Regions from separate parts of the Homo sapiens genome. Here region 1 is linked to region 2. Evidence: chromatin contacts called from ENCODE Hi-C or POLR2A ChIA-PET data. All regions are on one chromosome and are shown on one strand. The core of a region is the stretch at or near the end of the contact, and the rest is flanking DNA. Distances in the headings are between cores, read along the strand shown. Region 1 overlaps CKM (creatine kinase, M-type). Region 2 has its middle 12 kb from the start of CEACAM16-AS1.

Region 1 (2,700 bases), core at 67-2,566, 570 kb before region 2:
TAAATAAATTATCCAGGCGTAGTGGCGCGCGCCTGTAGTCCCAGCTACTCGGGAGGCTGAGGCAGGAGAATCGCTTGAACCTGGGAGGCAGAGGTTGCAGTGAGACGAGATCACGCCATTGCACTCCAGCCTGGGTGACACAGAGAGACTCTGGAAAAAAAAAAAAAAAAAACCCGCCTTCAAAGCGTTCTTAGTCCCCGCCCCTCAAAATCCTGCCTTGGTCCCCATTGTCTAGCCAGCACCCTCGGAATCTCCTACCTCCCTGTTCCCCTCAGAATCCCACCTCCACCACGTTCCCACGCCCTGTCCCTCCGGACCCTGTCCATGTTGCGGGTGCATTTGGGGGTGCCTGCCGGCGCTGACCCCTGGTCCTCTCTCTGAACCTCAGATTGAGGAGATCTTTAAGAAAGCTGGCCACCCCTTCATGTGGAACCAGCACCTGGGCTACGTGCTCACCTGCCCATCCAACCTGGGCACTGGGCTGCGTGGAGGCGTGCATGTGAAGCTGGCGCACCTGAGCAAGCACCCCAAGTTCGAGGAGATCCTCACCCGCCTGCGTCTGCAGAAGAGGGGTACAGGTACGGCTCCCACATCCTTTGCACCACGACGGAGGGGGAGCGAGGGCCCTTTGCAGGGATGCAAGGAGAGGTGCGACATCCCTGCGAGTTCTGGGGATCCGGCAAGGGCTGACCCTCTGTGAGCTTGCATTTCTTCCTCTGTAAAATGGGTGTCAATATGCCTATGTGATAGGAGTCAATGTGGGATTTTCATGATTATATAATATGCATTGCACATGCCCTTGGACCTCCCTCGGGGCCTCAGTTTCCCCATTTATAAAGCGAGGAGTGGTCAGGATTCGACCCTAGGCCGCCTGGCTCCAGAACCCACTCTCTTACCCACTATACTATGTTTGATAACTGAGTGGCGTGGTACCCCATCTGAAGTCAGAGACTCGTGAGCTCACGAATGAACAGGCATTACCTGTGTGCAGGTAACCTGTTACACAGTAGGCACTCACTACATGCGGCTGTTGCATTTGGCACGGGGGCCACGTCCCAGCCCCTCTGCACCTTCGCTGCCTCTTCACGCCCCTGTCCCTTGCTCCCACAGGTGGCGTGGACACAGCTGCCGTGGGCTCAGTATTTGACGTGTCCAACGCTGATCGGCTGGGCTCGTCCGAAGTAGAACAGGTGCAGCTGGTGGTGGATGGTGTGAAGCTCATGGTGGAAATGGAGAAGAAGTTGGAGAAAGGCCAGTCCATTGACGACATGATCCCCGCCCAGAAGTAGGCGCCTGCCCACCTGCCACCGACTGCTGGAACCCAGCCAGTGGGAGGGCCTGGCCCACCAGAGTCCTGCTCCCTCACTCCTCGCCCCGCCCCCTGTCCCAGAGTCCCACCTGGGGGCTCTCTCCACCCTTCTCAGAGTTCCAGTTTCAACCAGAGTTCCAACCAATGGGCTCCATCCTCTGGATTCTGGCCAATGAAATATCTCCCTGGCAGGGTCCTCTTCTTTTCCCAGAGCTCCACCCCAACCAGGAGCTCTAGTTAATGGAGAGCTCCCAGCACACTCGGAGCTTGTGCTTTGTCTCCACGCAAAGCGATAAATAAAAGCATTGGTGGCCTTAGCTTTGTGCGATAGTTATTGAGGGAGGACGTGCAATTGGCCACTGTGTGGTCTCAGAGTGGTTTGTCCTGTCTAGGCATGTACTAAACATGTCTTATCCCGGGTCTAAAATGAGGCAAAGTTAGGTCACAGAATCTAGTCCAAAAATTAGAAGGCTCTATGGGGAATCTGAGACCCAGAGAGACACTGAGCCCAGTGTCACTCACCCAAAGCATGGGCCCTTTCCAACTATGGCTTTGAATTAGTCATGCTCAGATCTCAAACACGAGGTCCACGCTGGGGAGGAATGCAGCCAAACGAAATGTCTGAAACTTGAATTTAGCCCAACGGTCTCCAGTTTTGAGACCTCCCATGCAGCTCGTCACATCTACCTATATTCTGCTTCTCAGTGGCCTCCTTCTGTCCCGTCTGACTTCATCCCTCTGTAGCTGCTGCCAGTCCCTTACTTTCTCAAGAACCTGCCATGGCTCCCCATTTCTCCTAGAAAGCTTTTCTGTTATTTTGCAACTCAAGGCCACACTGAAATGCATACCATTTGCTGGAGGCTCACCTTTCCAGTTCTTTCCCCATTACTCCTCTGATTCTTTCACACCTGACACCCTCCAATTCCCACCTCAATGTCTTTGACCAAGCTGTTTCCCTCTCCAATCTGTGAGTCTGAGCATCCCCATGAAGTCTTTAGGGATAGGCCTTTTGGAGAACTCAGTCCCAGGAAGGAACAGGAAAGAGGTGTGGTAGAGCAATTGGTGGAGGGAGAAGAGTTAATAGAAGTCAAGCAGTAGCTGAACATGCATTGGGTGTTGGGCACGTCAATCACCTCCACCCAGTCAAACAGGCCAATGTCTACGTTAACAAGGACACAGTCGGTGGGCCCCAAAAGACAAACGTTTTAGGGAAAAAAAAAAGTGAGGTGGGAGTAAATGGAAGAACCGACAAAGCCCTCAGGAACCTAAGGTGCTTTTTCAAACCTCAAGAGTCACAGAGATTAAGGGCCCTTGTAGTTCAATCTGCCCTCTGTTTTACAGAGGGGAAATTGAGGCCTAGGGATGTCCCCAAAAGTTCCCAGGGAGATTAC
Region 2 (2,700 bases), core at 116-2,615:
AGTAAAATTAAGTTTTGTCCATCAAATTAGACTAGGAAATATAAATTTCCCCAGGAGGGAGCTGGTATGTGCCTCCTCCATCAGATTAGTGGTTCCTTCTTGACTTGAGTTGGGGGAAATCATGCCACCCCTATCAGCCTAGCCACTCCCTAAGTAGGAGCCCTCCCATTGAATTAGAAGCCCCTCTTCTCAAGCCCACCCTGGCAGGGTGGAGCATGGTGCCTATCCAGGAGGGACAGTCCCTTTCCTGAAACTCCAGCCTTTTCCCTGGAAGTCGGTGCCTCCCCTACTCAAGGCCACAACCTGCCCTGTGGCCACCAGCATTTAAAAATACAGATGCAAAAGTCCCTCAGGCTCCTGGGAAAGCCGAGGTCACACTGGGCCCTTCCTCATTTGAGCCGGGACATGGCACACTCACCTCCCTTGTTTCCAACCGTCATCCCAGTGTCCCAGTCGGGGCCACCCATACCCTCCAACACATTCCCAGGATACTGAGGATGGGGCAGGGCTGTCTCTACTGCCTCATCCCTGTGGAGTCAGGTGGTTGCAAGTCAGGAGCAAATCCCAACACGGCAGCCTCTCAGCCAAGCAATCCTGGGCAGGCTCAATTTCCACATCCAAAAAGAATGGGACTGGCCCAGGATTGTTGAGGTTGCATCTCCTCCCAGGGAGAGCCAGGCTCTGGGGTGGCTGGTGGGAAGAGAAATAGATGACCACTCTTACTGGCGTCACGCTCTGCAGGAGGTGGGGTGGGGGCGGGGAGGCGCTGGCTTGTGGCCTCTACTCTGAACATCACCTACCCTTGAACTTGTCACTTCAGCCCACTGTGGTCACACAGAGTCACAGCACATTTGCTCACTTCTGGGAAAATCAAATTGTATTTGCTGTTTCAGATCCCAAATTCTCCTGTGGGTTCCTGGTGCACCGTGCACCAGGTCTCTGTGCCAGGGCTCCATGCCAGGGCTCAGAACTTTTGCCCACCGCCCCCTGGAGAGCCACGTCATTTGAGGAACAGAGATTTGGAATCGTGGGATTAAAAAAAAATCCCTGAAAATTATGAAATATAACATGGGGAGAATTGCGTACAATTAAAATATATTGTTCTGTTTCAGAGACTTTTGTAAAGGAAACAGTTAGGTTAAGAAAGTGTTGCTGGGCCAGGCGCGGTGGCTCATGCCTGTAATCCTAGCACTGGAAGGCCGAGGGGGCGGATCACCTGAGGTTAGGAGTTCGAGAGCAGCCTGGGCAACATGGCAAAACCCCATCTCTACTAAAAATACAAAAATTAGTGGGGCATGGTGGTGCACGCCTTGTGGTCCCAGACACTCTGGAGGCTGGGAGAATAGCTGAACCGAGGAGGCGGAGGTTGCAGTGAGCAATATTGCTATTGCGCCAATGCACGCGAGCCTGGGTGACAGAGTAAGACTCTGTCTCAAAAAAAAAAAAAGAGAAAAAAAGAGAAATAGTGTTGCTAGTTCCTCAGAAGCTCCTTCATGCCTCTTCATGCCTCACAGCTCCCTCCCTCCTGGAAAGGTGACCTGTATTTTGTCTTTTATGGTATAATTTTCTTGCTTTTCTTTATATTTTTGCTACCTACGACTACTACGATTTTGAATTTTTAATAAAGGAAATCTTTTTTTTTTTTTAGATGGGGTCTCGCTTTGTCATCCAGGCTGGAGTGCAGTGGGTGTGACCATAGCTCTCTGGAGCCTTGAACTCCTGGCCTCAGCCAATCTTCTGGCCTCAGCCTCCCGACTAGCTGGGACCCCAGGTGCATTGCTACCATGCTTAGCTAATTTTTTTTTTTTTGAGACAGAGTTTTCCTATTGTCGCCCAGGCTGGGGTGCAATGGTGCGATCTCGGCTCACTGCAACCTCCGCCTCCTGGGTTCAAGCGATTTTCCTGCCTCAACCTCCTGAGTAGCTGGGACTACAGGCATGCGCCACCACGCCCGGCTAATTTTGTATTTTTAGCAGAGACGGGGTTTCACCATGTTGGTCAGGCTGGTCTCGAACTCCTGACCTCAGGTGATCCGCCTGGCTCAGCCTCTCAAAGTGTTGGGATTACGGGCGTGAGCCACCATGCCTGTCCTAAAGGGAATCTTATTGTACAACCTCTTGGATCTGGCTTCTTTGACTCAATTTTATGTCTGTGAATTTCATTCATATTCTTTTCTGTTTTTTCTTTTTTTTTTTTTTTTTGAGCTAAAGTTTAAAGTTTCGATCTTTTTGCCCGGGCTGGAATGCAACGGCGCAATCTTGGCTCACTGCAACCTCTGCCTTCTGAGTTCAAGTGATTTTCCTGCCTCAGCCTCCTGAGTACGGTTACAAGTGTGCACCACCACACCTGGCTAATTTTGTATTTTTAGTAGAGATGGGGTTTCACCATGTTGGCCAGGCTGGTCTCAAACTCCTGTCCTCAGGTGATCCATACCCCTTAGCCTCCCAAAGTGCTGGGATTACAGGTGTGAGCCACCTTGCCTGGCTTTTCATTCATATCCTTGAATCTATTGGAGTGTGTTTATTTTTTCATTGCTGTATACTATTCTCTTGCATGGATATAGCACAATTTATTTTATTTTATTTTTTTTGAGACTGAGTCTTGCTCTGTCACCTAGGCTAGAGTGCAGTGGCATGATCCTGGCTCACTGCAATCTCTGCCTTCTGGGTTCAAGCGAGTCTCTTGCCTCAGCCTCCAGAG

The links. Hi-C counts contacts between places; a loop is a spot of excess contacts on that map. ChIA-PET counts read pairs that join two places held with the same protein, here RNA polymerase II (POLR2A). Pooled maps may share reads with other maps.
Region 1: a loop to region 2 is called in a pooled map, with 4 times the contacts of the local background. The contact joins two enhancer-like sites. A Hi-C loop is called at or near these places in 1 of 50 pooled maps. POLR2A ChIA-PET finds 5 or more read pairs at or near these places in 2 of 52 experiments (A673 and activated naive CD8-positive, alpha-beta T cell).

The regions. Positions count from the first base shown.
Region 1 is chr19:45,305,339-45,308,038 of GRCh38, reverse strand. It overlaps CKM (creatine kinase, M-type), which reads left to right. Exons shown (of 8, transcript NM_001824.5): 7 at 389-578; 8 at 1,111-1,626. The coding sequence ends at 1,289. Among named protein-coding and RNA genes, the nearest start is that of CKM, 16 kb to the left of the region's middle. Within about 2 kb of position 1,316, at least 2 of the 41 ENCODE cell types and tissues checked have a DNase peak (open chromatin) inside an H3K27ac peak, as active enhancers do.
Region 2 is chr19:44,735,561-44,738,260 of GRCh38, reverse strand. No RefSeq gene overlaps it. Among named protein-coding and RNA genes, the nearest start is that of CEACAM16-AS1, 12 kb to the right of the region's middle. RefSeq lists an enhancer at 632-1,133. Within about 2 kb of position 1,365, at least 8 of the 41 ENCODE cell types and tissues checked have a DNase peak (open chromatin) inside an H3K27ac peak, as active enhancers do.